Regions from separate parts of the Homo sapiens genome. Here region 2 is linked to region 1. Evidence: read pairs that join two places in POLR2A ChIA-PET (ENCODE). Cell type or tissue: A673. All regions are shown on one strand. Links, peaks and the distances in the headings refer to the core of each region. The heading gives the core; the rest is flanking DNA.

Region 1 (14,859 bases), core at 4,501-7,000:
CAGCTTCCTCCAAGGAGCCAGGTCCGGGACTCTCCAGGCCCCTCGAGTAGGGGAGGGGGGAAGTGAGAGAAAGGGGCTGTGTGCGCACCTAGGCCACTGCGCGCTTCAGAGCAGCCGGGACCCTCCCTGAGGGACCAGGAAGAGACCCCCCCCAGGCCGGGCTCGGCCCGCTCTGTCTCCCTGTTCCCTGGAGGTCTGGGCGCCCCCGCGCAGGGACTAAGGGCTGGACAGCCGCAGGCAGGGGCTCCGTCCTTGGCCTCCACCCTTCGTGTCCAGCAATCCCGGGAGCAGGCGGCGGCACTTCCTCCATGCCCCGGCCTCAATCACGGTCTCAGTCCCCCCAACCCCGTCCTGCAGGAACAAGTGTGGTAGAGGCTCGGGGTCGGAGGGCGGGCGGCCGTCCCGCGGGCTGGACGGAGTTTCTGGGCTGCGGAGAGGCCGTTGGACCCACGTCCGGACAGGAGCCCCGCGCGCCCATCCCCGGCCCGGCCATCCTCGGGGCGCGCTGTCTGCGGCCTCCCGCGCCACCCCCACCCCTGTCCCGGGACCTCCTCCGGGAAAGACACCCGGGGAGCAGCCCCCTCCCCTCCAGTAGTCCCCTCCCCTCCCCTCTCCCTGCCCTCTTGACGGTGTGGGGCTCCCCGGCCGGAGGGGCGCGGCGCTGGCAGCGGGGTCCAGAGTGTCGCGCCCAGCGCGCGCTGGGGGTCCCGGGCTCCGCAGCTCCGCACGCGGCCGGTTTGTGAAGCGGCGCGCGGGGGCTTAGCCGGGCGAGGGCGCTCTTGAGCCTGGTTTGGAATTTTTAGCCCACACGAAAGCCGCAGGCTGGGGAAGGGGCGGGTGGGAGCGGGAGACGCCCTGGGAAGCCGTGAGACCGCTCGGCGAGGGCTCGGGACCACCAGGGAGCGACGGGGGACCCCTCGGCTCAGAGCCCGAGGGCGCGATTTCGGATCCGCTGGGATTCCGGAGGCACATGAAGGGAGAGGGAAATCCGCTAAACCGAACCTTCCGGGAATCGGAAGGCGCCGGGCCGCTCCCACGCCTCCCCCTCCTCCCGGCCGAAAGGCGGGGGGCGACGCGCAACGGGGAGGGAAGGGAGGGAGGGGTCGGCGACCTTAGGGGAGGGCGAGTCTCTGGGGACGCGGGGCCGCCAGGGGCCCGACGACCCTCTCGCTCCACCTCCCCGCCCCCAAGTGCCCCGCTCTCCCCCCGCCCCGCAAACGCGCGTCCTGCGGGCTGTGCTTTGGCCCTCGCGGACGCGCGCGCTCACAGAGGGTCTGACTTGGGGTCAACTTCCACGAGGTTGCCGGGCGCCTGTGAGCACAGCCGTGTCCCCACCCAGGGGCCCACCTCCCAGCGCCACCAGGGTCCCGACCCCCAGACCTTCGGACGCTTCTCTTCCAAACCGAAGCCTGGGAGCCTCTGGGTGGCCTGGGGCGGGGGCAGGGGGCGAGCGGGGCGGGCCAGGAGGAGGGGGCGAGGCCGCCACTCGGCTTCCCACGCCGCCCCCGCGGCTGGCTCCAACTTCCCCTCCGGAGCCCCCCTCCGGCCACCCCCCAGCCCACCGACGTGCGGGCAGCGACCCCGCCCCCCGCCCCTCCGGTCGCCCCCGCCGCGGCCCCCGCCCCCTCCCCATCCCTCCCCGCGCGCTCTCCCACATGAAACCTTCCATCACGCTCAGAAAGAATGTGCTACAACCTCGGCGCTGCCGCGGCCGCCACCACTGCGCCCGCGCCCGAGCCCGAGTCGGAGCCGGAGCCGCCGCTCCCCCGCCTGCCCGGCCAGCCCCGGGCTCCGAGCGCGCGGTCCCCGCCGCCGCCGCCCCGCGCTCGCCCCGCGCTTGACGCAGTGAGCGCCGCAGCCTGGCTCCCGCCGGCTCCGCTGGGCTCCGGGTCGCAGGCCGAGTCCAGCCGGGCGGGCTCCGGGAGGGGCCGGCAGGGCGGGAGGGGGAGGAGGGCTGTCTGGAGCCAGCGAGCCCGGAGGAGGAAGAGGAGGAGGAAGGAGGGGAAGCCGCCGCCGCCGCCGCCGCGCTCGGGGAACCGGGGTGCGCGCGCTCTGCTCGCCCGCGACAGTGCCTCCAGCCCGGGGCCCGCACCCCGGCCCAGGTAAGAAGGGGCCTGAGGGGCAGGGGGCTGTCCGGGGCCGGGGGACCCCTCTGTCGCCGCTGCGGGATCGGAGGGTCCCCGCCCCTAGGGGAGGCAGGGAAGAGGATGCTCTCTGGGGGGGGCGGCGGGGGGCAGCGCAGGGTCCCCAGCGGCTCTCGCAGCCCGGGCCACCCCATCCCTGGTGCCCTGACCTCGGCGTCCGCGCCAGGGCCGAGTCTCCCCGCCCGCGGGGCTCTGGATGCGGCGCTCGGGGCCCGCGGCTCCCGGGCGTCCCCATCCACCCACCCAGGTTCGGAGGCGGGCGCACCCGAAGTTAGCGGCCGCCGAGCCTGGGCCGGACAAACTTCCCTCCCCGACGCCGCGGCTGGAAGGGCCAGGACTCCGGACCCCTAGGGCTAGGGAGGCGCCGCGGGGACCCCGAAACTTTCCGGAGCGCGCTGAGAGCAAAAAGCCGGCTGGGCAGAAAGAGGGGGAGGGGGCTGGGCGCGCCTTCGAGTGCGCTGGGGTAGCCGCGGCGCCCCAAGTTGAACCACAGACGAACCCCTCTTCATCTGAAACCTGGTCTCGGAGTCGGAGGTGGGGAGGGAGTGGGCTGTGGGTGCCTCGACTTCGCAAAGCCGGCGTGGGGGGGCGCAGCGCCCCGCCCCGCGCCGCTTGAACCTCCGGAGGGGGTGTTACGGGACCCCCGCCCCCACCCCAGCCGGTGGCTGGGCTCTGCCGACCGCTGCGGAGCTCCCGGGAAGGACCCGCTCGCGGCTATTAATAGGCGTCGGTGACCCTAGCCTCTCCCGGTCCGGGAAGCTGGCGCGGCGGGGCTGGGCTGGGCTGGGCTGCCGAGTGGGGCGGGACCCCGGGGCCCAGAGCGGACCCCCAGCTCTCCTGGTCCCTCTTCCGCCGCTCTTCCCTCCCTGCCGCCTGCTTTCCTCCCATTTTCCCTCTTCGATCTCGGGGTGTCGGCCCCCCCCCGAACTTTTTCTCTTCCCAAACTGCACGGTGGCCACCCGGTCACGGCCCTGGGCCGTACCCGCGCAATCTCAGCACCATTCCCGACCGAGTCCTCCGCCGCGGGCTGAGCGCGAGTCCCCGGGGCCAGGCTGCCCAGGGAGGAGCAGGGACTTCCTACAATCCGCGCCCTTCCTCCCAACCCACGGCGAGCGCAACACATTCGCCCGCCCCTGCGGCCCCATCTGAGGGCGGGGAGAGGTCGCTGGGGGCAGCTTCGGGGGTTGTGGAGGGCAGGGGGGACCCGCGAAGCTCCTGGAGCGTTTAGGGATGCAGCTCGGGCGGCGTGTGCAGGGAGGAAGCAGCGTCCCGGCGTCCCCCCTTCAGCGTCGCCTTCGCGCGCCTCGAGGGCCCAGGAGGGTTCGGTCTCCCCCACCCCACCTGGACACTCAGGTCTGAGCCTGAGTGGATTTGAGGATCTGGGGGACGGGGAATACGGAGTCCTTCTTCCTGCCTCGGTGTCTGCAGAGCCCAGCCCTCAGGCAGCGTGGGGATCTTTGTCCCCAGGGCCAGCGCCGGCCCCGCCCCCCGCCCCGTTAACTCCGGGACTCCGCCGCCCTCCAGGTTCCAACCTCCCAGCTTCACCGCCGCGTCCTCTCCCCGGTTCTGGGTCTGGGGGAGGGGCAGGGGGCGTGGAGCGCGGCGTTGGGCCCCGGACAGATGTCCTCGCGGCGGCGGCGCCGGCGTCCGGGTAACAGCAGGCCGCCAATCGGCGCGGCCACGGGGGAGGGGCGACCCGGCCGGGACTCCGGGGACTCGGTCGCAGCCGGACGGCGCAGCCTCCGCTCGGGGTGGGGGGGGGGGGCGGCCGCGAGGACTCGACCCCTGCCGTGCAGCCCGGCCTCCAGTCCTCTGCCGTCCCCTCCCCCAGCTCCAGGTTTCGCTCTCTGCTGGGGTCCTGGCTCCTCAGGTTGCGGGATCTCGCCTCCCACGGCCCCGCGCGCGTACCCCTACCCGCCCCTCAAGTTGACCTCTGAGGTTCTCCGTGGATCTCAGACCCCGAGTGACCGCAGAACTGACCTCTGGGGTCAGGCAGTACCGGTCAAGGGCGCTCTGAAGAGGCCCTCGGCCTCAGTTTGCACCCCGAGGAAATGGACTCATCATGCCTGCTCCTGGGAAGTAGCAGGACGTCCTGGCGCGGCTCCTCCGGGCAGGCGCCCAGCACAGCGCAGGGCACACGGGGGACACCTGCGAAGGCAAAGGAGGCTCATTCCAGAGCTTCGGCTGCACTTGGCCAGCACAGGCCTGGGGGAACCTGCTGGAAATGGGGATCCAGTACCTCTCTTGGGGTTTATGTTTGGCAGGCGGAGTGGATAGGCTGGGGCCCGGAGCCCGGTGGTCATCTTCTGCACAAGGCTGGCCAGGCCAGAAGCTGGAGGGTAGCTTACTGGGACCTTCCAAGCGTGACCAAGGAAGCTCTGGGGGCCGACCAGCTTCTCCCTAGTGGAGCTGCAGCTGGGGAGACCTCACAGACAGGCAGGGAGGAGAGGGTGCCCCGCTCACCGCCGGCCTCGTTCCACAGGCCCAGGCCTGGCACATCCCAGGCTTGCAGTATCTATCTGGTGGGTAAACAAGGACCTGCTCTTGGCCTGCGGCCTGGCTCTGACCGTGGTCCAGGTCGGGGCAGAGGGAGAAAGGCCACAGCTTAGGTGTTCCAAACCACCGGTGCCCTTCCTGCCGGCCCCTGGGGCTGTGCTGGGTTTCCAGGGCCCCTGCCCCCCAGTATTTGCATGAAATCGTGGGGGCGCACTGGCTTTCGTCCTAGCACTCCCCTTCAAGGCTCTGCACCCCTATCACGGGAGCCCCACCCAGCCAGCCGAAGGAGGCCACAAGCTCTAAATTACTAAATTCGGGCCAGTGCTGGGGGCCTGGGAGCCAAGGCAGCTCAGAGCCCACTCTCCGATTCTGGCTCCTGGAGAACCCTAGGACCCGGGCGTGTCAGGCCCTGCAGCCGGGCTAGGCCGGTCCATACAGGACTGAACGGCGTCGTGGGCGTTCATTCACATTCCCTCTCCGGTCCCCACACACTATAGGATTTATCTTGATTTGCTGCCTTTGAATTGAGTCAACTCTTTTGTATGCTCGTTGAATTGCCCAGCTGCTGGCGGCGAGCGGAGAGCGTGCCGGGGGTACTGAGGCCGGGAACCAGAGGCGGGCGGGGGACAGGAAGCGGGGAGGGGGCGCCGGCGGGGACGCGCGGGCTGCGCGGGGACTGGAGAGGGTCCCCAGGCGCCGGCCGTTCTGCGAACGCGGGCTTGTCCAGGCACCGCCGGGGCCTGCCCGGCCCGAGCGTGGAGTCCCGAGGCTCCTGCCGGGGGTCCAGGCTGCCCCTGGGGCTCTGCCTTCGACGCGCTGTGTAGGGCCAGATTCTGGGCCTCTCTTGACTCAGTTTCCCTTCCTGTAACATGCGGACGGGGGCTTCCGCACAGGCAGGTTGTCAGGGTGAAACTGAGCCGAAGAGTGCTCCAGAACCCCCTGAAGTCCTCACAGAGGTTGGGGTGAATGAAGGAAGGAAGCGGGGCCAGGGCTGGGCAGAGGAGGCCCGGCCTGCGCCCTGCGTTCTCCGCCCCTAGGTCCCTGCCCTCCCGGATAAGGGGCGGACCGACGGGAGGACCTGAGAACGCCTTGGCTTTGCTTGAGGTGGTGGGAGTCGCGGGTAGCTTGTTCAGCCAACAGCTGTCGCCCCCACTCCCCCCACCCACCCACCCACCCCCTCCACCTTTTAGATGTGGGCGGGGAGGGCCGGGGACGGACCGCGAGGACGCCCCCTGCGCTTTCTAGGACCTCCCCTCCTTCCCCAGCCCCTGCGCGTCGCCGGGAGAGGGAAGGAGCGGGTTGCCGCGGGGAGCCGAGGAGAGCAGGGGGCTCGGGAGGCCAGGGAGAGAAGGGGAGGGCCAGAGGCTCCGAGCCGGACTCGCGGCGGAGGAAGAGGGGGTGGAAGGGAGCGCGCAGGCGGGCGAGGGAGCGAGGGAGGGAGAGAAGGAGGGAGGGAGGGAGGGAAGGGGGGCGGGAGGGGGCAGGGCGAGCTTGAATTCCCCCCCGGCCGCGCGGCGAGGGGCGGGGCCGCGCGCGCAGATCGATGGGCGAAGCTGGGGAGGAATTTCAATCCCGGGAGCGAAGTTAGAGCTTGAAGGACGGCGGCGGCTGCGGGCGCAGCCCCGGAACCGAGGCCGGGCGGGCAGGTAAGCGGCGAGCGCGGCCGGGCGCTGAACCTGGGGGACTTGGGACCCGGACCACCCCCGGGGAGCGGCGCGGCCAAGCCCCCCGCCACCTCGAACCCCGGGCGTCCCCGAGTGCGCAGCGTGCGCCCCCAGCCCCTGCTGCGCCCCCAGGCCTGGCGCGCGATCCGAGCGCAGCGGGCAAAGTTGGAGGAACTTGGCGGCGGCGGAGCGGGCGCAGGCTCAGCCCGACAAAGCCCGGGGGCCCGGGTCGGGGTCGCTGCCGCAGCCCGCACGCTGCCCCGTGCCTCCGAGAGGTCCCTTCCCCAGCGCCTCTCTCCCTTCCGTCCCCCTTCGCCGTCCGCACCCTGCCCGGCGCCCCCCAGACGCGGCCCCCTGCCCTTCCCTTCCCGGAAATTAGGGGGCTGTCCTCACCTCCTGGCCGAGTCGCTGACCCCTCCCCAGGCTCGCATCGCCCTCCCTGCTGGGCCGCCCTCCCCCCGACGCTGCGAGCCTCCTCGCTCCGCGCGGGGACCGTCCAGTCACGCACGGGGAGGGGTCACATTCCTCGGTCCCAGCCCCTGAGTCCAACCACTGGCGGGGGGGTGGGGTGGGGGGCTTCGCTCCGAACTGAACTTACTGGGTGCTTTCCACCCCTCGCCCCACCTGGAGTCCATCCTCGTCCTCGTCCCTCTGGGGGCTGGGAGGAGGCTGCCAAGCCTCCGTGCCCCAACCTGCCTCTAAAGACAAGCGCCCCCATTTCCATCCTTTGAAACCTGCAGGTCACCTGCTTGATGCTGAGGGTGGGGCGGGGGGCACTGCCTGCCGTACCGCACACCGCCCCCCCCCCCATAAAAACGACACCCTCTGAGATGAAAATCCGGCTTTTCCAGGTCTCAGCTGTGTGACCTTGGGGCAGGTGAATCTCAGAGCCTCAGTTTCCACACCTGTGAAATGGGGCTAGGATGATCATGCCTTCTGAAAAAAACGAAGGCTTAGCAGAAAGGGTCGAGGCCGGCCGAGCCAGGTGTGCACGTCCTCAAAAAGCCTCCGTGCCAGCACTTTCCCTTCCTGCACACCCGGAGTGGGGCCTCTTTGGACCCTGGCTTGGGCTGGCTGCCTCTGCCGCTCATTCCCTCGATTGGGCTAAGGGCTGTGCGGAGAGCCTGGGGACAGAAGCTGTGGAGGGACCGGGAGCCAGGAGCAGATGTAAATGGCAAATCTCCCCATATTGCCTCTCTCAGGGGCTGCCCCCTAGAGAGGCCCCCAGCCTCCAAAGAGGTCCAGCTTGCACCCAGCCTTGGGGGAAACCCCATTGGGTTGGGCATAGGTTGCTTGAAAAGCATCAACATGCTCCTCTTCTCTGCCTGGCTGGCCCCCTGGCCTCCTGCCCCCTGGGTCCCTGCCCCTGCCACCTTTTAATTGAACAAGCATTGAGAAGACTGGCTTACAGGTCCCAGCCCAGGTTTGCGCCCCACTCCACCAAAGCAGGGGGACAAACTCCAGGGGGCCGTGTGTGGGAGGGGGTCACCCCCTCACCTGGATTTGAGGGGGTTTGGAGCCCAGCCAGGACCCCAGCACTTGGGTCCCTCATTTTCCTGGGCATACGGTGGTCAGGGAGTTCTGATCCCCACCCCTAGTGGGCAGAAGACCTGGGGGTCTCCAAGTCAGAGATTGGGGGCCATGCCCCTCCCCCTGTCCTACAGCCAGCTGTGCAGCCCCCTCCTCCTCGGCCGCAGCAGGACTGCTGTGTGCGTATAATTCAGGATGATACAGCAGGCTCGGCAGGCAGCTCCCGACTCCCAGAAAAGCCAGTGGGCACCTGAACCAGAGCCACACTCCTGAGGCCTGGTAAGTCTGGGGTAAGGGTGCAGGGATGTGGTGGGCACCTGCACCCAGGACCAGAGGAGGGGAGGGAGGGCGGCGTCCCTTCCCCACCATGCCCCAGGACTGCCACTGGAAAGCACTGATTTTTCAAAGTGTCTTTGGAGGCAGGCTCCCCACACCTGGGCCAGGGAGAGGCTGCTGCTCCTCCACCTCCCTACCACGGTCCCCACCAAGAAACAGGTGTCCGGGGTCCCAGCAAGCGCCCAGGGCCAGAGCCTGGAGTAGTTGCCTGTCTCGGACCCCGGCATTTGAATATTTTCACCCTAAATGTATACTTGTAGGCTTCACCTGCTCTCCAGGAGAGAAAAATTAATGGGACTAAAATATGACCACAGTGCCTGAGATCAATGGGGTAAAATCGGAGTGGCTGCCTGGGTCCCATGTTGGTGACTTTCTCTATCTGTTTCCAACACACACGCATCAGCTCTAGATTTTGATAGAATTTTCTAAGCACTCAGGAAAGCCTCCTTCTAAGGTCCCCCTGAGGTCAGAGCCCCCACCCCAGGATCCCTTCCCCCCCGACAAGCCAATTCCCCATTTTGGTAGGGGACTGTGTTTCTCCGTGCCAGACTCAGACACCATCGCATTGGAGGAAATTTATGAGCAGAGGTGCATGGACTTGGGGTGTTCATATATCTTCACAAGAAAGAAACAGGCAGGCCCTCGAGATGCCCGGGTGGGTGGTGCATAAATACACGAGGGGGCCGGTGGCGGGGCGGGGGGCAGGATTAAAAATGCAAGTGAGTGACAGGCGAGAGATAGATAGATCTCCAGGGCTGGGTGATGAGGCCATAAATTTCCAGGCGTGAACCTGGAGCGGATGGTGGCACCGCCGCGGACATTGGATACATTTGTCATCTCTCCAGCGCCCCCCCCCGCTCTTTCCTTTTTGTTTTTGTTGTGGATTTGGTTTCTTCCAGCACAAGCTCAGGTGTCAAGTGGCCTTGGGTGGGTGTTTGTGGGGGTGGCTGGTGGTGGAGCCACTGCAGTGGACGATGGCGCCATCCATTCCAGCACCAGCTGTACAGATGGGGAGACTGAGGCCCGGATTGGGGTGGGGCCGGAGAGGGTGGTGGAGGGGTCCTATGTCTGGCGTCTGTGTCCTGTTGTGTTGGTTCAGGTCAGGGGATTCCAGCAGGGTGGGAGGCCTTGGTCGTTGGGGGCTGCTGCCTCCCTTCACCCCTGTGCACCCTGAGCCAGTCAGTGGCACCGACAGTAAACAGGAAGCAGGGTGGCAGCTATGGGCACTCGAGCCCAGCACCGTGCCCCCCCTCCCCGCCCCCTGCCCCGGATGTCCCTTTCCCAAGGCTGGTGGATTGAGACCTGGTTCTGTCCCACCTCTTCCAGCCTCCTGGGGAGGGAGGGCGGGAGGTGAGAGACCACCCTGGGAGCGCTGATGGCAGACAAGGGCCAACTGTGTGCCCTACCTGGAGCCTGGGACAAAGCCCAGAGGAGCCTGGCTGCCTTGGAGCTGGCATCCCCAGATGGAAAGACAATGGTCTCACAAATAAATGTGCCTCCTTTCCCTCGGAGATCAGCCGGTCCAGCCCCTGAAGATGGTCCAGCCGGTCCATTTTCCAGAAGGGTCCAGCATCGCCCGAGGTCACACAGCAAGTAAGCTGGAGCTGTGGCTGGACCAGGCCTCCACACCTGTAGAGCTGTCCTGGGGCAGCTGGGGTCTTGGTCTTGGAGAAGAGCTGGAACCCAGGCTGAGGCAGGAGGGGGTCCAGCAGGGCTTGAGGGACCTTCAGAGGGGAGGCAGAGAGGACGACTACTCCGCTCCCTGCTCCAGGCCACGGGGGTACACAGGAGCTGGTGGGGAAACTGAGTCAGGCGGCGAGGACCACTGCTCTGCTCCCTGCTCCGGGCCGTGAGGGGTGCACAGGAGCCAGTGGGGAAACTGAGTCAGGCAGAGAGGACCACTCCTCTGCTCCCTGCTCTGGGCCATGAGGGGTGCCCAGGAGCCGGTGGGGAAACTGAGGCAGAGAGGACCACTCCTCCGCTCCCTGCTCCGGGCCATGGGGGTGCACAGGAGCCAGTGGGGAAACTGAGCCATGGAGGCTGGTCCACACAGCTCTTCCCCACCCACATGGCTAGGACTCCTGGGGCTGTTCTGTGGTGGGAGACCCTGGAGTCTCAGGATCTCGGTTACTCAGCCCCGGTTGCCTCCCTTCTGCCCAGCAGTTAGTTCCTCAGGACTCACGGCTTCCAGGCTCCCCTCGCCTGTGAGCCGGACCCAAGCTCCTCTTTGGGGCTGAGGAGGAGGGGTCTAGCTGGCCCCTATAGGGTGGGCAGAGTTTAGATAACCCCACAGGAAGAGGCAGGCATCCAGGCAGGAGAGGCAGCGGAAGGGAAGGTGTGAGGCCCCCAGAGCAGTGAGGGGGGTGGGGAGAGGGGCCATGACAGTGGACGGTGACCCCCCCGCCCTCGACGTCTGCCCTAATGTCTTCCTCTGCCAGTTCCAGGACAGACTCGGGCAGCCACAGTGGGAGAGACTGGTGGAAGGGACAGGGCCTTGCCTCCCTGTGTGTTGTGCCCAGTGCCCCCACATGAGGCTGGGGTATATTGGAAAACTGCACTCTGGGCTTCCGAGGGAGGGATGGGGACAGAGGAGGCACAGCCGGGCGGGAAACATCCTTCGGCCCGGGCCAGCCCAGCCATCACCAGGTCCACTGTGTTTGCTAGAGCCCCCAATTCAATCTCTGAATTTTAAAGATAGGGACACTGAGGCGCAGACAGGGCAGTGGCCGCAAGCCACTGAGGCTTGCAGGCAGTGGTATCTGGGCTCAGCCCTGCTCCCATGCTGGGCTCCCCACACCTCATATCCGGGCTCAGCTGGGAGAGTGCCCTGGCCTTACCGACGGGGACCCGGCAGCCCACGGCGTGGAGGTGAACCAGCTTGTCTGGGAAGCCACATTCCACCCCTGTGCACCCCCAGGCCCTCTGTGGCCCACTACCCCCTCTAGGACCCCACCCCACAGAAGCGCATCTCTCTGCTGTCCGCCCCACTCCAGTGGTAACTTCTGTCAGAGGGCTTGTCACAGAGTGCTGACCGCGCTGAGAGCTTCTCACCAGCGCTGGACATGTGGCCAGGTGGCGGCCGAGGGCTCGGGGGCGGGGGTCTGTCCACGTGACAGGTGCACACCCCGGCATTGCTGCCCTGACATTTGGAGGCTGTTGGGTTGGGTCCAGGCGGAATCCTTCCTGGGATGGAAACCCCGGGAGATGATTGACAGCCTGGAGGCTCCCCCGTGTTTACCGACAGATCCGAGTCTTATTTTCAGCAGGATCAAACTCAGGCACCTCTTAGTCATTAACTCTCTCTAGTTTAATAAACACAGATACAAACACAGCCAGCCATGTGCCCGCCCCACATGGATGAGAATCCCGCCCGGCTTCCTGGGGCCGAGGAGCGGGGTCTGGAAATGGGGGGGCCGTCGGGGGGCTCCCCAGACCCTCGGCCGGTGCGCAGGAGGCCCTGCAGGGAGAGGGCTTTGCAGAGCACACAGTGAGGCGTCGCTGGCCCGGAGGGACGAGTCAAGGACAGCTGTGTGCCTTCACAGTCCCGCGCTGTCGAGACACAGCCCGAAGTAGTGGCTGGGAAGGTGTCCCGGAGATACCCACAGCACAGCTGCCCCGCCAGGGCTGCATGAAGGGTTGGCCAGCGCTTGGCTCCCTCACTGCCATCTCGACCTCCACGGCCTCCCTAGAAGCCCAAGGGGCTGGGGACCCTCAGGATGTGTCTCCTGGGCGTGGACTCTGGGCTGTGCTGTGGCTCCTGCCTGGCCCCCGCACTGGTCAGAGTGCTGACCGAGGGAGGCTGCCTGGGAGGGGGACTGGGATGCTTCCCGGACATGTCTGGAAAGGTGGCAGCTGGTTCCTAGACCAGATCCCAAGGGAGATGGCATTAGCCAAGTGCCTACCTCTGCCTAAAGGGTGCTGGTAGTGGCTCCAGGGCACCCTGGAGAGGAACCCCCAGTCTGTTGTCTCCCTGCCTGAGGGGAGCCTGCACTGAGGCCTCTGCCCTCCTCACTGACAGACTGCCCCTGTGTCTGTTTGCCCCGTGGAAGCTGTGGAAGGGCCCGGCCTCTGCCCTCTTCACTGAGGGACCACCCCTGCATCTATCTGTCCTGTGGAATGGTGGAAGGGCTTGGCTGCAGATCATGGGGTGGCCCGGGCTGGGGAGCCTCTGGTGTTCGGCGTGACCTGAGGTGGGTCCCTTCCCTTCCCGGAGCCTCGGCCTCTCCTCCGTCATGTGAGGACGGGGGTGGATGGATGGCTGTGGGGAGTGTAAATGGCTGACACCAGTTCTGGAAAGGGCAGAGCCGCCACTGCTGGCAGAATCCCCCGCCCTTCTGACTTGCCCTGCATGGCCCTCAGACCTGCAGCCCTGGAACCTGGATGGGGCGCAGGTTCGGTCCCTGCGTCCCTCTGTGCCCTGCTGTGCAAAGAGACAGGGAAGGAGGATGCTGGGGAAGGGAGAGCAGGTGTAATGGCCCCGCAGCCGAGACACGCTTCGTGTGGGTGAAGGGCAAGGCCAGTGCAGCTGGCCGTGGGGGCTGAGAGGTGAGCGGGAGAGGCCCCAGGGTCCGGGCTGCTCCTGTGTCGGAGCTCTTGGGAAGAGTTGGTTGGTACTCGGATTGCTTCGGGAAGTCTCTGGGGAGTTTGCAGCAGCTGAGAGACAAGGCTGGCTTTAAAGCATCCCTCTGATGTCGACGGAGAAAGGGTTTTTAAGGGCACACGAGGGAATGAGCCACCCAGGGGACTGCCGACGTCTGAAAGCCATGAGGGTAGCCCGTACTGGGTGCCGACGCTGGCAGCGGAGAGACAGAGAGGATGTAACTTCTGTTTTGACAGTGCTTAGAAATTGGAGCTACATTCCTATAGAGAAAAATATTCTGTAAGGCAAAACCCATTTTCCTATTTATATTCATTAGGAAATGAGGGAGGCCGTCCTGTGGAGAGGAAGGTTGTGCGAAGCAAGTCCTGCTTCCCTTTGACAGCCATTAGCATTTCAGAGCTGTGTTCTTGGGGAGATGAACCCCCCAGAATGGATTGGTATGAAACAGTGGGGTCATCTTGGCACAGAACCCCTCAGGGTGCCCACAGAAGTGGGGCTCAGGGCCCATTCCTCAGGTATCCGGCACCCCGGCTTCCTCCAGGAGACGGGATTCTCAGATCTTCATTTGCGTGTGGCTCTGGGTGCAGATGGGTGTCCAAGTGAATATGGGAGCAGGCACGCATGTTCACGTGTGTGCGTGTAGATTACCACTTGTGTGAACAGAGGACTGTGCAGGGGTGTGTGTAGGTTCGCGGGTGTGTGCATGTAGATTCGTGTCTGAATATGGGAGTGTGCACACACGTGCATGAACTCACGTGTGTGTAGATTAGTGTCTGCGTGAATAGAGGTGTGTGCACACCCTCCTGGCCCCCCCACCCCTTTCCCCTCTTGGACACCACAGTGGGCAGCCGATGTGGGTTCATGAATGATCGTGGCTCTGATGTGAAATTCCTTCCGTCTGAGGGTTAGGTTCTGTAAAATGAATTTGTTGTCTGCTTTTTCTTTTTTTTTGCAAATTCAGTCGAGCGGATGGAGGCTCTGAGATGCAGGGAGCGTGTGGAGCTCCCGCGGGTTCCTGGTGGGTCTGGGAGCGGCCGGCTCCCCTGTCCTTGGGGTAGGCAGGGAGGGACGTCAGGAAGAGAGTCAGGCCCCTGAGGTGTTTGCTGTCTGACAGACATCCGGGCTTATTTTTGTTCCTTCATTACATTGTCCCCACAGAGCAAGAGCATGCTACATCTGAGGGCTGTGAGTCCCCAGAGACAGCTTTTCAGAGAAACAACTCACCAGAAATCCAGTGTTCCCGCACCCGAATCCACACCAGTCAGGGACCGAGGGGACTCAGCTGAATGGGCAGCTCCCAGCCCTGGGCGCCTGTGCCCTCACCATGCACAGTGTGTGTGCCACCGTGCTCCCACACACACTGGGGAGGCATGCACAGGGGTGCACAGGCACAGGTGCACGCACACACACACCATGGGGTCCTGGAGTGCAGCCTGTGCCAACATGGGACTTCAGCTCCCATCCTGCCACGACCACCCAGGGCACCTGAGCCTCACACCCCATACCTGGGCTCAGAGCAGCTCTCCCGCCCCACCCTGCGGCCCTGCATGTCAGTTGTGGGTAAGGCCCGCGCCACTGGGAATCTTCACACAGCCCGGAGGGAGGTGCTGTGTGCCCATTTCACAGACCAGAAGGCCGAGGCATGGAGTGGGGAAGTAACATGGTCCAGGCTCACGGCTCACATGTGCCAGAACCCAGCATAGCCTGTCTGGGACACCCTTGGGCCCCCACCCCACATTTTACAGAAAGGTCTGTAAACAGCCTCAGCACCTCCCATGGTGCCCAGACTTCCCCCAAGCCTCCTCTGGTGTCCTCTTCCTGCACCCACCACCAGCCTCAGCCCTGCTGCCCTTGCCTGGCCCCAGCGGTCGTGGGTGTGGACCCTGAGCCTCGGCTCTCACTTTGCCCTCTGTCTGCCCACGTGGGTGCCAGAGCATCCCCCATCTCTGCGACAGTCTTGGTGACTACCCGGCTTAGCGAGTGAGGGAATATTTGGCACAGCAGCGAAATCGGGAGTGTGGGGTGCGGGCATCGCGTGGACACGCTGTGAACTGGGATTTGGAGCACGGGTGATGCCAGAGTGGGTGAT
Region 2 (14,859 bases), core at 7,983-10,482, 53 kb before region 1:
GGCTAATAATTCAGATGATATTAAAACTATCCAACTTTGTCTGAGTAAATTAGAAGAATAAAATGAGATTTATTAAGGTCAAAGTCAGCGCAATCTCACAAAAGAGAAGGAATCAGAAATAGAAAAGGAGGAAATTTGGAACAATGGCGGCATAGAGACAGCTGGGTGGTCACCCCTGATGATAAATTAAATCTTAATCATGATAACAAGGCCTCCAGTTGCACCTGGGGAGCTCAAAGCATCTCATAGCTTCCGCTGAGACATCCTGTCTCAGGGACTCCAGGCAACAGTGTGGGGGCGGGGGGCTCTTGGCCTTGTGTGGCCGCTGGTGGTGCTGGCCAGGGCCTGAGCTGGGCTGGGGCTGGGCAAGGGTTGGGCTGGGCAGGGGTTGGGCAGGGTTTGGACTGGGTCTGGGCGGGGCCTGGAGGAGCTCAACGATTTGCTCAAGGCCGCAGAGCCAGGAAGTGGCAGAACCAAGGCTTGGACCTGGAGCTGCTGAATTCTGGAGCCCCGAATTCTTCCAACTGTTCAGCAACTTTCTGTGAGCCCCTGTGTGTGCGAGGCGTGGAGGGTGCCACGATCAAGGCGGTTCCTTCCCCCAAGAGGTGTAGCCCAGGGGAGAGATCGAGAAGTCAGCATGCATTTATCCTGCAGCGATGAGTCCTCCCACAGGCGATCCGTGTGGCTCTGGGGGTGCAGAGTCCTACCACAGGCGATCCCGGGGGCTCCGGGGGTGCAGAGTCCTCCCACGGGGGATCCTGGGGGCCCCGGGGGTGCAGAGTCCTCCCATGGGGGATCCCGGGGGCTCCAGAGGTGCAGAGTCCTCCCACGGGGGATCCAGGGGGCTCTGGGGGTGCAGAGTCCTCCCACGGGGGATCCAGGGGTCTCTGGGGGTGCATGGGAGTCCTCATAATCTCCCCATCCTGGGGGCCCAGGGCAGGCTGGACAGGAGTGGCCAGGAGGGAGCTGGGCCTCGCAGGTGTGATGTGGTGGAAATGTTCCCGGCTGATGGAGCAGCATGTTCAAAGGCCAGCACCCCTGGGGAGCTGCAGGTCTTTCCGTCCAACAGGAACCTGTGTTCAGCTCGAGGGGGACAGTGGGCACCAATGCGACTGGAGAGCTGGAGACAGATGGGGCTTGGAAGTCACGCCAAGGGATCTGGATCTCACCTTGTGGGCACTGGGGAGCCTTGGAGAGGGGGATTACAGGCAGGGCCAGAGGGCAGACTTGGCCTTTAGACGATCTCAGTGACCACCCAATTCAGGGGCTGGATTGAAGGGGTTAATTCCTGCAGCGGGGAGGCTGATGTTTAGAGCATGTCCCTCAGGGCTTGTAGATGAGCGGAAAGAGCCCAACTCCAATAAGATGAAGTAAATAGCAGGGAATTTAGCGGCTCACAGAACTGGGAAACGCAGGCCTTCAGGTTTGGCTGGTCAAGGGTACCACTGAGATCTCCTCTCTGGGTCCCTCTCTTTCTGGGGATGGATTTCCTCCTTGCTGCTGGGGACAGTGGCCACCAGATGTTCTAAACGCCCATCCTCCCAGCATTGTGACCCAAAGGGTGACAGCAATCATTCTGTCTGGGAGAGAATTTCCAGGAAAGACCGAGTCATGTGCCCGAGCTGCTCGGCATGGCCCGGGGGTCAGCTGGTCTCGTGCTGGGGAGGGGTCGGCTCCATGACTGGCAGCTCGGCTCTGGCCACAGTGCACCAGGGATGCTGGGGCAGGTGATGGGCTGGCGTGCTTTGTGCAGCCACTGGTCCAGGCAGTGCATCGGGGATAGGCTTGGGCCTGCATAGGGGGCAGTGGGGAGACAGCTTGGTGAAGAACTTCCAGAGACATCTAGAAGGTCAAATAGACAGGATTTGGTGATTGACCAGATGTAGAAAGAAGGTGGGATCAAGAAATGCTTTCCAGGGCCGGGCGCGGTGGCTCACGCCTGTAATCCCAGCACTTTGAGAGGCCGAGACGGGCGGATCACCTGAGGTCAGGAGTTCGAGACCAGCCTGACCAACATGGTGAAATCCTGTCTCTACTAAAAATACAAAACTTAGCCGGGTGTGGTGGCGTGCACCTGTAATCCCAGCTATTCTGGAGGTTGAGGCAGGAGAACTGCTTGAGGTTTCAGTGAGCTGAGATTGTGCCACTGCACTCCAGGCAGGGCAACACAGAGAGACTCCATCTCAAAACAAAAAAAATAAAAGGAAAGAAAGAAAGAAAAAAAAGAAATGATTTCCAGGGTTCTGCTTTGATCAGCTGGTTAGGCAGTTGGTGTCATTCGCTGTGGTAGGAGACTGAGTAAGGGGAGCGGTTCCTGCAGGGCGTCTGGAGGTGCTGGCCTCCAAAGAGAGACATTTAGGGACCATCCATGGGGGTGGTTATTCGAGGTAAGGTCACAGGTGAGCTCCCCTAGGGAGGGGGAGTGAGTGAGAGGGCAAGAGAGCCTCAAAGTGAACCTCTAGGAGCCCCACAGTTGCGGGCTGGCTCAATCGGGGCTGAGAGAGAAGTCAAGGAGGCAGGAGGAGAAGCGGGGGGCTGGGGAGCTCCGGGAAGAGAGCTTCAAGGGGGAGAAGGTGGGCACCTGTGTCTCAGGTGCCACAGCGCAGCAGGCTTGGCTGGACCTTGGCTGAGTCTGCAGCCTGGCACTGTCTGCCTTCCCCGGCTCCCAGCATGACTTGCAGCTCCTCTTCCCACCACGCCGGCCTGGCACTGGGTCTCCCTTGTGGACCCCACGCACTGGGCTGTCACTGGACTCAGGTTGCCCTGGCTGGTCGTACAGAGCTTGCTGTGCCCAGCCTGGACACCCCCGGAGGTGGCGAGCAGCGGGCATCAGACCTCTCCCGCACCCTTTCGTCTTCCCATGAGTCTGACCACACAGTGCGGGCTGCCCACTCGTGAGCCCCCGGGGGAAGGGCTAACGTTATCTGCATTTTGCACGTGGGGAAAATGAGGCTGAGAAAGGGGTCAGGAGCTGAGGATGGAAAGAGCTAAGATGGGTCTCCAGGAAAGCAGGTTCCCATGCACCGGTCAGCACCCCCCTCCTGCTTCCTGCACCATTCATGAGACCCCTCCATAGGGCTGAGGCCCACCCAGCGAGGGAAACGCCGATGATGAGGGAGGGAGGGACCTCTCAGCGCCCAAGAATGTGACCAGCCTCCCAGGGCGGGGTATCTGCATGGGGACAGGCCTGGGGCCCCCCTGCAGGCCAGACAGAAGGAGCCACTGAGGGCCCAGCTGGCAGACCGCAGCCTGGGGGGTGGGGGCAGCGGGGCGGCGGGGGCAATGGCTCTGAGGGTGGGCGAGGACCAAGTGCCGCCAAGGAGCGATAATGATGGCTTGAGTCAAAGCCGCCCCGCGTCTCGCCCGCGCTGGCATCTCCAGCAGCACCGTGCCAATTAAAGATGAGTTGAGCATATCATTAGTTTCCCAATCGTCAAGAATCTCATTAGGGGAGTCTTAGATCCACCTGAGCAGCTCTGCCGATTGTCCACACTGGAGCTGCCGAGCTGGGGGCAGGGGGAGTTGCTGCGTGTTGATGAGTCGTAGCGGGGTTTTGCCAGGCAGGGCGCTGGATTGAACCGGCCCAGCAGTGCCCAGGGCCTAGGTCTCCTGGCTGACTGGTCAGTGGTCCTCAGCCTGTGTCTCCCTCCTCCAGTGGGGTGATGGGCTAGACTGGTCAGAAATCTACTGGGCGTCAGTTCGGATGCCACATTTCGACCAGACTTGGCTCAGGGGCCATCTCGTCTACCCCATCATTTTATAATGGGAGAAACAGAGGCCCACAGAGGTGGGGGAGCCCCTGGGATACACAGGGGCTGGAAGAGACCCATAGAGCTTGGTCTAATCCAACCCTAAAGCAGATCAGACTCCCATCTCTGTTGTCTCAGCTGAGTGACCATTTCACTTGTGCCTTTTTTTTATTTTGAGACCGAGTCTTGCTCTATTGCCAGGCTGGAGAGCAGTGGTGTGATCTCGGCTCACTGCAACCTCCGCCTCCTGGGTTCAAGCGATTCTCCTGCCTCAGCCTCCCGAGTATCCCAAGTAGCTGGGATTATTGGCATCCGCCACCATGCCTGGCTAATTTTTGTATTTTTAGCAGAGGTGGGGTTTTGCCATGTTGGCCAGGCTGGTCTTGAACTCCTGACCTCAAGCGATCCGCCTACCTCGGCCTCCCAAAGTGCTGGGATTACAGGCGTGAGCCACAATGCCCAGCTGCACCTCGTTTATAACAAAGAGGCCCCACCCTTCCCTTGGCCTCTTGTTCCATCTGTGCCCATCAGGGTCCTTTACTAATGAGTCACAGAGACCTGGCTCAAATTTGCTGAGGCAAGAAAGGAATTTCCTAGAAGTCAGGACTCTGTGGTTTTGCAACAGAAGGAAGGCTCAGAGATCCCAGGACGTCTCCAGCCTCATCCCTGCTGCTCTCAGCACATCTACCTCTGGCCGGGCAGCCTCTTCCTCCTGGGGGGTGGGGATGGGGTTACTGGGGGACAGAGAGCTCCAGAGCCACATGCCATGCCATCTGCCACCGGGCGGGATCTGCGCGTCTTTCTTTAGCCTCAGCTGGGAAAACCCCACGGAAGGACTGTGCATGGCCTGGCTTGGTCAGTTGCTCACCCTGAGTCCATACGGCAGCTTCCATTAGAACTGCCTGGCTGGGGTTTATTCATTCATCTCACGTTCACTAAGACTGGGCTGTGTGTCAGACATTGTTCTGTATCTATCTGGGAGAGGCAGACCATAAACAAGGGAACCAGTAATAAAGATAATTCAGATAGTGATAGGTGCTCTAAAGATGACGAGCAGGCATGCCTGTAATCCCAGCACTTTGGGAGGCTGAGGCGGGTGGATCACGAGGTCAAGAGTTCAAGACCAGTCTGGCCAACATGGTGAAACCCCATCTCTACTAAGAATACAAAAATTAGCCGGGCATGGTGGCATGTGCCTGTAATCCCAGCTACTCAGGAGGATGAGGCAGGAGAATCTCTTGAATCCGGGAGGCGGAGGTTGCAGTGAGCCGAGATCGCGCACCTGCACTCCAGCCTGAGCAACAGAGCAAGACTCCGTCTCGAAAAAGAAAAAAGAAAAGATTATGAGCGGGGTGCTTGAGGGGTGATATTAGCTAGGACGGTCAGTGAGGCCACAGGTAGTTGTGGAGGAAGAACGCTCCGGGCAGAGGGAACAGAGAGTGCAAAGGCCCTGGAGCAGGAACAGGTTTAGTGTGTATCAGAAAGGGGGCCAATGTGGGCTGGGTGCGGCGGCTCACACCTGTAATCCCAGAACTTTGGGAGGCCAAGGCGGTGGATTGCCTGAGCTCAGGAGTTCAACACCAGCCTGGGCTACGTGGTGAAACCCCATCTCTACTAAAATACAACACATTAGCCGGGCTTGGTGACACATGCCTGTAGTCGCAGCTACTCGGGAGGCTAAGGCACGAGAATTGCTTGAATTTGGGAGGCGGATGTTGCAGTGAGCTGAGATCAGGCCACTGCACTCCAGCCTGGGCCACAGAGCAGCAAAACTCTGTCTCAAAAAAAAAAAAAAAAAAAAGAAAAAAGAAAAAGAAAAAGAAAAGAAAGAAAGGTTGGCCCATGTGGCTGTTGGTGCATGATACATTTGAAGCCTGACATTTGAAGTGTCACACACACTTTGTGTGTGTGTGACAGGGTCTTTCTTTGTTACCCAATGTGGAGTGCAGTGGCGTGCTTGTAGATCACTGCAGCCTCAACCTCCTGGGCTGAAGTGATCCTCCTGCCTCAGCCTCCTGAGTAGCTGGGACCACAGGTGCATACCACCACACCCTGCTATTTTTTTTTTTTTTTTTATAGAGATGGGGTCTCACAGTTGCCCGGGCTGGTCTTGAACTCCTGAGCTCAAGTGATCCTCCTTCCTTGGCCTCCCAAAGTGCTGGGATTATAGGTGTGAGCCACTGTGCTTGGCCATCCCTATAAACTTTATACAGTTAATCAGAGGCTGGGCACGGTGGCTCACGCCTGTAATCCCAGCACTTAGGGAGGCCAAAGTGAGCAGATCACTTGAGGTCAGGAGTCCAAGACCAGCCTGTCCAACATGGTGAAACCCCATCTCTACTAAAAATGCAAAATTAGCTGTGCATGGTGGTGGGTGCCTGTAATCCCCGCTGCTAGGGAGGCCCAGGCAGGAGAATTGTTTGAACTTGGGAGGTGGAGGTTGCAGTGAGCCGAGATAGCGCCGTTGCACTCCAGCCTGGGCAACAAGAGTGAAACTCTGTCTCAAAATAATAATAATAATAATAATAATAATAATAATAATAATAATAGTAAAATAAATCAGGGAAGAAGAGGGGGAGCAATGAAAATACACCACGCTTGTGGCAAATTCACCGTCCATCGCTGGGTCCGTTTGCTCTCGGATCCACTTCCTCATAGCTGTTGGGTGCCTATTGTCCTAGAATCATGTAGAATCTAGATTATAGCTCCCTTTAACTACTCTACAGATAACAACTTGAACATCACCAAATGTTTTCACTTTGAGATATTCCTTCAGGTCTGCCCACCAATGAAACAACTGATGCCAGCTGACCCGAAGGACCCCACAAGGAACTGACTCACGAAAGAATGCCGTTTCTACACTCCTCTCACCCCAACCCATCAATGACCCCAGTTACCCAGCCCCTCACCCTCCATGATCCCCTTAAAAACCCCAGTTCAGGGCCAGGCGCGGTGGCTCACGCCTGTAATCCCAGCACGTTGGGAGGCCAAGGTGGGTGGATCACCTGAGGTCAGGAGTTCGAGACCAGCCTGGCCAACATGGCGAAACCCCGTCTCTACTAAAAATACAAAAATTAGCCTGGCATGGTGGCACGCGCCTGAAATCCCAGCTATTCGGGAGGCTGAGGCAGGAGAATCCCTTGAGTCTGGGAGGCGGAAGTTGCAGTGAGCCGAGATCGCGCCACTGCACTCCAGCCTGAATGACATAGTGTCTCGCGAGTGGCAGGCATGATAACAAACTCCGGAGGGTCACAGGCAGGTTCGAGTTGCCATTGCTGGGGTGGTTCTGTCGTGCCAGGAGGCTCTCCGAGACTGGTTCCTGGTCACTGCCTGGTCTGCTGGTGTGAAGCACGTGGGGTGTGCTGAGGGCCCTGGGAAGGTCCTGGCGGAGCTGTGTACCAGCTGTGGAAGTCGACCGCGCTTCCCCTTCAGTTTTATGTATTTATGGAAATGGTTTTCGCCTGTCTTGGCAAGTTATCCAAAGAAACCTGTAACTTCTTACCTTTGATTTTCTAAAGAACAACTACCCATATTTAAAGCTCAGAACCCAGATGCAAAAAATACAGAACTAATTAGAAGAATCGCTGAGCATTGGACGGAACTTCCCAATTCAGAGAAAAAAAATATATGAAGATGCTTATAGGGTGGACTGGCAGGCATACAAAGAAGAGATAAGCAGAATTCAAGAACAGCTAACTCCAAGTCAGATTATGTCTTTGGAAAAAGAAATCATGCAGGAACATTTAAAAAGGAAAGCTTTAATAAAAAAGAGAGTTAACACTGCTTGGAAAACCAAAATGATCTCGTTCAGCTTATAACATTTATGTAGCTGAAAGCTTCCAAGAAGCTAAGGATGGTTCACCGCAGGCAAAGCTGAAGACTGTAAATGAAAACTGGAAAAATCTGTCTGGTTCTCAAAAGAAAGTATATATTCAACTTGCTAAAGATGATAAAATTCATTATTATAATGAAATGAAGTCTTGGGAAGAACAAATGATTGAAGTTGGACGAAAGGATTTTCTACGTCGCAAAATAAAGCAACCACCTTTAAAAGATGGCACTGAGAAGTGTTAGAAGTTCACAATGGATAGGCACAAGAAACCAGCTGGGTCTCAACGCCTGAAGCTATCGTAAAATTAGAAAGGATAAAGTCGGTAAACCTTTTATATTCAATTTCTTTTTCTTCAGGTCATGGACTTCTGCCAGTGTAATACTTGCTTTGGAAAACCCAGATAAAGGTTTATGCAAAATGTATTTTGTGTTTAGGAACTACTGAGGATCAGAGTAATCCATGCAAATGTGAATCATTTTACCTTTGATAAAGGTAAATCAGACTATGAGGTTTTTTTTTACACAGGATCATGACTATGGAAAGAGTATTCTTGTTGCCCTATATTATGGAAGCAGGAGTTTCCTTTTCAAAATTGTTACAAATTGTAGAAGCCACAGTGTTCTGTGATACAATTGTGCATTTTTCAAAAAGCAGCCAGAATTCGTCTAGGTAAATTCCAGTTCCTAGGTATAATTAATATTATATTCAGAGTTGATGGTTATACACATAAGTGATGGCTGGTTTTAGTTGCAACTTTTTATAAAAGGGACTGAGAAATTTATAAACCTTTTTCTCACTTTTTTTCTAAAGTAAAAACTAATAAATTATGTACCAGATCTATGCATATTATTTTATGTTGCATAGGATAAACATTCTAATCTTTAACTTTACATTGCCTAATTATATATTTTAAGATGAAACATTTGTTTTACAGCTTTCCCCCTACCCTTTTTTTTTTTTTTCTGGAGACAGAGTCTCGCCCTGTCGCCCAGGCTGGAGTGCAGTGGTGTGATCTGGGCTCACTGCAACCTCCGCCTCCCAGGTTCCAGCCATTCTCCTGCCTCAGCCTGCCGGGTAGCTGGGACTAAGGCGTGCACCACCGTGCCTGGCTAATTTTTGTATTTTTCAGTAGAGACGGGGTTTCACCATATTGGCCAGGCTGGTCTCAAACTCCTGACCTCGTGATCCTCCTGCCTTGGCCTCCGAAAGTGCTGGGATTACAGGCATGAGCCACCATGCCTGGTGCCTTTCCCTTTTTTTAAGTAAGGAAATATATTTTTTTCTGAATTATTTTCTCTCATGCGAGTATATTGATCCAGAAAGAAAACTTGCATTGTATATATTTTAAAATGAGAAATCTAAAAAAAAGAGAAGTATCCAAAGTCTCTGGAATTTGAAACACTTTGCATAACGTATTAAAGCCTGTATAAGAGACAGCCAACTATGGCCTGTGGACCAAATCCAGCCTGCTGCCTGCTTTCTGTGTCCTGTGAGCTAGGAATTGTGTTTATAATTTTAAATGCTTTGTTTTTAAAGACTTTTATGATACATGAAAATTAACATGAATATTTAGTGTTCATAAATAAAGTTTATTGGAACACAACCAAAAAAAAAAAAAAAACCCAAAACACCCCAGTTCAGAACTCCTTGGGGAGATGGATTTGAGGGTCTCCTCCCATCTCCCTGCTTGGCTCCCAGCGATCCTGAAACTCTTTCTCTGCTGCAAACCCTGCTGCCTCCGCGCATTGGACTGTGACTGCATAACAGGCACTCGAACCTGTGGGCCCACATGCAGCTCTTCCCTCCTGAGTGTGACCTCGGGTGAGCCCTGCGTCCTTGAGGAGCCTCTGTTTCCTCATCTGTGAACTGGGGTCACACCTCCTGCCCTGCAGAGTTGCTGTGACAGTGATGACGTGTGGAGCACCAGCATGGTCTGCCAGCGTGTGGGGCCAGGACAGAACACTTCCCCATTGCTGCTCCCTTGGTGTTTGGGTTCCTGGTCCAGGGCACCTTCCTCCTCCCCCAGCCTGGACCAAGCCCACTCCTGTGTGTGCTTTCAAGTGGACAGGAGGCCCAGGGCAGGGAGGGCAGCCCACGCTTACTTTAAGAATTTCTGACCTCCAGAGACAAGGATGCCAGGACCTCCACTGGGGGCCACCATGGCAAACTTTCCCGCTTTCAGGACACCCCACATGGCCCCCGGGATCTGGCTTTGGGAAGGAAGATGGTGCCTGGATTGCGAAGGCCTTTCAATCTCATGCCCTGCGTCATGGGGTAAATTGTGTCTCCCTCAAATTCATACGCCAAAGTTCTCACCCCCAGGACCTCAGAATATGGCTGTATTTGGAGACAGAATCTTTTTATTTTTATTTTTATTTTTATTTTATTTTATTTTATTTTTTGGAGACAGGGTCTCACCCTGTCACCCAGGCTGGAGTGCAATGGCCCTATCAGGACTCACTGTAGCCTCCACCTCCTGGGCTCAAGCAATGCTCCTGCCTCAGCCTCCTAAGTAGCTGGGACCACAGGCATGCACCACCATGCCTGGCTAATTTTTAAAAATTCTTTTGTAGAGATGGGGTCTTACTATGTTGCCCAGGCTGGTTTTGAACTCCTGCCCTCAAGCAATCCTCCTGCCTCAGTCTCCCAAAGTGCTGGGATTACAGGCACGAGCCACGGTGTCTGGCCAGAGACACGGTCTTTAAAGAGATAATGGAGGGAAAATGAGGTCACTAGGGTGGGCTCTGATCCAATCTGACTGGAGTCCTTCTAAGAAGAGGAGATTAGGACACAGATGCTCACGGAAGGACAATCACGTGAGGACATGGGGAGAAGATGCTGTCTGGAAGCTGAGGAGGAGGCCTCAGGGGATCCAGCCCCACCCACACCTTGATGTTGGACTTCCAGCCTCCAGGATCGTGGGAAATAAACGTCTGTTGTTTCAGCCACCTGGTCTGTGAGAGTTTGTTATGGCGGCCCAAGCAAACTGACCCACCGAGGAATTTCGCTTTTGATCTTATGGGTGGTGGGGTCAGTGGGGGCTTTGAAGCCTTGGTCCCACACAGGGCTGGGGGCTCCTCGGCTGCAGGGTGGAGGGGGCACTCCACGGGGAGAGGCACAGGCTGGGAGACCAGTGTGTAGGAGTGTGTCTGTGTAGGGGTGTGTGTTTGTATGTAGGGATGTGTGTATGTAGGGGTGTGTGTGTGCGCCTGTGTAGATGTGTGTGTGTAGGGGTGTGTGTGTCTGTGTAGGTGTGTATGTAGGTGTGTGTGTATGTAGGGGTGTGTATGTAGGGTGTGTGTGTGTGCCTGTGTAGATGTATGTGTGTGTAGGGGTGTGTGTGTGTGTGTCTGTGTAGGTGTATATAGGTGTGTGTGTGTATGTAGGGGTGTGTGTGCCTCTGCAGGTGTGTGTGTGCCTGTGTGTGTGTGTATGTAGGGGGTATGTGTGTAGGGGTGTGTGTGTATGTAGGGGGTGTGTGTATGTAGGGGTGTGTGTAGGGGTGTGTGTATGTAGGGGTGTATGTGTGTAGGTGTGTGCGTGTAGGGGTGTGTGTACATGTAGGTGTGCATAGGTGTGCGTAGGTGTGTGTAGGTGTGTGTAGGGGTATGTGTGTGTAGGGTTGTGTATGTAGGGGGTGTAGGTGTGAGTGTATGTAGGGGGTGTGTGTTATGAGGGGTGTGTGTGTGTAGGTGTGTGTGTAGGTGTGTGGAGGGGTGTGTGTAGGTGTGTAGGGTGTGTGTACATGTAGGTGTGCATAGGTGTGCGTAGGTGTGTGTAGGTGTATGTGTGTATGTGTGTATAGGGTTGTGTGTGTATGTAGGGGGTGTAGGTGTGTGTGTATGTAGGGGTGTGTGTTATGTAGGGGTGTGTGTAGGTGTGTGTATAGGGGTGTGTGTAGGTGTGTGTATGTGGGGGGGTGTGTTATGTAGTGTGTGTAGGTGTGTGTAGGGGTGTGTGTAGGTGTATGTGTGTGTATGTGTGTGTGTAGGTGTGTGTGTATGTAGGGGTGTGTGTAGGGGTGTGTAGGGGTGTGTAGGGGTGTGTGTAGCTGTATGTGTGTGTAGGGGTGTGTGTAGGTGTGTGTGTATGTAGGGGTGTGTGTTATGTAGGGGTGTGTGGCGGTGTGTGTATAGGGGTGTGTAGGTGTGTGTAGGGGTGTGTGTAGGTGTGTGTAGGTGTGTGTGTATAGGGGTGTGTAGGTGTGTGTAGGGGTTGTGTGTAGGTGTATGTGTGTCGGGGTGTGTGTAGGTGTGTGTAGGTGTGTGTGTGTAGGGTGTATGTACATGTAGGTGTGTGTGTGAGTGTGGGTGGCGCGAGGGTTCTCCAGCCCCAAGTGCGTTGGTAAGAACGCGAGGAGGGGAGAAGGACAGCTGGAACCGTCTGAGCGGCGGGGGAGCCGGTGTGTGAAGCCGGCACCACGTTAGCGGAACCGAGTTATTGAAGGGCCCCACCTGGGTGGAGCCGTGAGTGTGAGCAGCTTCCGCTTCCCCCGGAAGCTGGCGTCGTGCAGGAACCCTCACCCGCCCGAGCGGGGCCCTGGGCCTCCGGGTCACTCTCTGTGGCGGGGTCTGGCTGCGCGTCAGACGGCCTCCTCCAATGCCCGCAGTTGCTGTCGCCCCCAGGCCTGGACCGGGGAGTGAGGGGTGGGCCTGACCGGCCCCTGAGCTCCCGTCAGCCCCCCACGCGAGCCCGTCCTGTGCTGGGGGCAGGGAGATGGGCCGGTGGGAGAGGAGACCGCATCCAGCCCTCCCTGGCCACCTGCAGGGTCCCCACCGTGGCGGCTGCTTTACTGCTAACTCCTCCCGGGGACCCCAAGTCCCCATCGCTCTCGGGGGTCCCCCTCATCCGAACCGCCTCGGAGGAGGGCCGCATCTCACGCGGAGCACCCCTCCACGCCTGTGACCCTGGACTTGCTCTCCCGCCCCCGCCCGGGCCTCAGGGCTCAGGAGGCCGTGATGAAGCCAGCAGGTGAACTGCACCCTGGAGCCTCCGACGGGGCGGCCACGGGCAGCGAAGAACCCGGAAAAACAGGTTCGAGGCAGACACAAGATCCAGGCCCCGGCAGGCTCCGTGTCTGCCGAAGGCTTCCTGGGTCATAGGCGACACCTTCCCGCCGTGCCCTCTTGTGGGAAAGGGGTGAGGGAGCCCTCTGGGGCTCCTTTTATTTATTTTTAATTTTTTAATTTTTTAATTTTTTGAAGTGGAGTTTTGCTCCTGTTGCCCAGGCTGGAGTGCGGTGGCGCAACGTCGGCTCACCGCAAGCTCCGCCTCCCGGGTTCAAGGGATTCTCCTGCCTCGGCCTCCCGGTGGCTGGGATTACAGGCGCCTGCAACTACACCCAGCTAATTTTTTGTATTTTTAGTAGAGATGGGGTTTCACCATGTTGACCAGGCTGGTCTCAAACTCCTGACCTCAGGTGATCCGCTTGCCTTGGCCTCCCAAAATGCTGGGGGTCACAGGCGTGAGCCACCTCACCCGGCCGTGAAATTTGTATTTTTAAACTTTGTATAAATGGTATTTTGCTGTCCGTGACATTCAGCAACTTGCTCTTCTCACCCCACAGTACCCTTCTGAGGTTAATCCGCGTTGATAGAAGCAGGTGTGGTTCATCTGGAATCTGTTGGTGTGAACTGCGCGGCGGCGTCCCCCACCAGGCACCACAGGTGATTCATTCGTTTCCCTGAAAAGGCGCCTGGATGCTGTTTCTAGCTCCCGTTATCCCCAGCGATGCTGCACCTGCCCCAGGACACACGCTAGGGTGGAACCGCCGGGCATGGAGCAGGTGTGGTCTCAACCGCAGGAGAAACAGCCGGGTAGCCTCCAAAGGGACGTGCCACTTGGCGCTCCTGCAAGGGGAGAGGCACTGAGGCTCTCGGTCCTCACCAGCACGTCCTTGTGCCACACTCAGGCCCGGCGGGTGGTGTGGGGGCCGCATCTCATGGAGGTCTCCGTCCACGTTGCCCCCATTGTGACCGCAGCGGGCGCCTCTTGGTAGCAGCCACCGGCCTCTTCTGGGACTCGCCGGAGGGTTTCCACGTCGCCCGCTCCGACGGGGCTGTTCATCTCCCCTTGATCTGTGGGACTCCCCGTCCGTCTCAGGTATGACCCCTTTGTTGGTGATCTGGGTTGCAGATATCCCCTCTGTGTCTGTGGCTTGTCTCGCTGCGTTGTTTATGGTGCGCTTTTGTCATGCAGACGTTTCTAATTTTGCTCTGTCTGGACTTGGCAATCTTTCTGTTCGTGATTTGTGCTTTTGGTGTTTATGTACAAACTCTTTCCCGGTCCAGAAAGCATAAAAAAGTTTGCTTTGTGCGCTGAGGTCTCTAATCCATGTCACAGGAATTTGTGGCGGGTTGGGGCAGAGGCTTTGCTTAGCGTTTTCCATCAGGTGAGCCCATTTCCCCAGATTGACTGCACAGCCCGTGCTCCGCAGGGTCCCACACTGGCCTCTCTGAGAGGCTGTGTTGCTAGACCTCCATCTACTCAAAGCTTCCGGGTGATGAATGGGGAGATTTGAGTTTCTGGAAGCCAAGGGGAGGGGCACAGGATTGCAGGAGCAGAGAGAGGTGAGGAGGGCCTGGGGTGACAGGTGGCTGCCCCACTCATAGGTGGCCAGATCCCGGGGAAGGGGTGGCAGGTGGGGAACTCCTGGGGGGTGCAGTGGGAATAATACAACAAACCAAGACTCAAGACCAGCCTGGGCAGCACGGCGAGGCCTGTCTACTAAAAATACAAGCATTAGCCCGGTGTGGTGACGCAAGCCTGTCATCCCAGCACTCTGGGAGGCCAAGGTGGGAGAGGGGGGTCACCTGAGGTCAGCCTGGGCAACAGGGCGGAACTCCGTCTTTACTAAAAATTCAAAAATTAACCGGGCGTGGTGGCAGGTGCCTGTAATCCCAGCACTTGGGGAGGCTGAAGTGGGCGGATCACTTGAGGTCAGGAATTCGAGACCAGCCTGGCCGACACGGTGGAACCCCATCTCTACTAAAAATACAAGAATTAGCAGGGTGCAGTGGCTGACGCCTGTAATCCCAGCACCTTGGGAGGCCGAGGCGGGCTGATCACCTGAGCTCAGGAGTTTGAGACCAGCCTGGCCAACATGGCGAGACCCTGTCTCTACTGAAAATACAAAATTAGCTGGGCGTGGTAGCAGGCACCTGTAGTCTCAGCTACTCAGGAGGCTGAGGCATGAGAATCATTTGAACCCAGGAGACGGAGGTTACAGTGAGCCAAGATCACACCACTGCACTCTAGCCGGGGTGACAGAGCAAGATT

Evidence for each region. Peaks named below come from ENCODE experiments on the same cell type or tissue, not always from the same donor. Only the 100,000 strongest peaks of a DNase experiment are listed, where the experiment ranks them.
Region 2: POLR2A ChIA-PET joins it to region 1 with 13 read pairs; 3 of 35 experiments call an interaction of 5 or more read pairs at or near these places.

What each region holds. Positions count from the first base shown.
Region 1 is chr7:1,664,069-1,678,927 of GRCh38, forward strand. It overlaps ELFN1 (extracellular leucine rich repeat and fibronectin type III domain containing 1), which reads left to right and starts at 6,209. Exons shown (of 4, transcript NM_001128636.4): 1 at 6,209-6,286. RefSeq lists enhancers at 4,933-5,640, 5,641-6,347, 6,348-7,054, 7,055-7,761. In A673, for the core only: no CTCF peak of the experiment used is centred there; DNase peaks (open chromatin) are centred at 5,133 and 6,013; H3K4me3 peaks cover 470 bases; H3K27me3 peaks cover 1,942 bases.
Region 2 is chr7:1,607,510-1,622,368 of GRCh38, forward strand. LOC105375303 (a long non-coding RNA gene) reads left to right here and starts at 12,086. Exons shown (of 2, transcript NR_165252.1): 1 at 12,086-12,615; 2 at 13,148-13,895. It also overlaps the pseudogene TFAMP1. RefSeq lists enhancers at 510-1,041, 1,042-1,574, 1,575-2,106. In A673, for the core only: no CTCF peak of the experiment used is centred there; no DNase peak of the experiment used is centred there; H3K27me3 peaks cover 380 bases.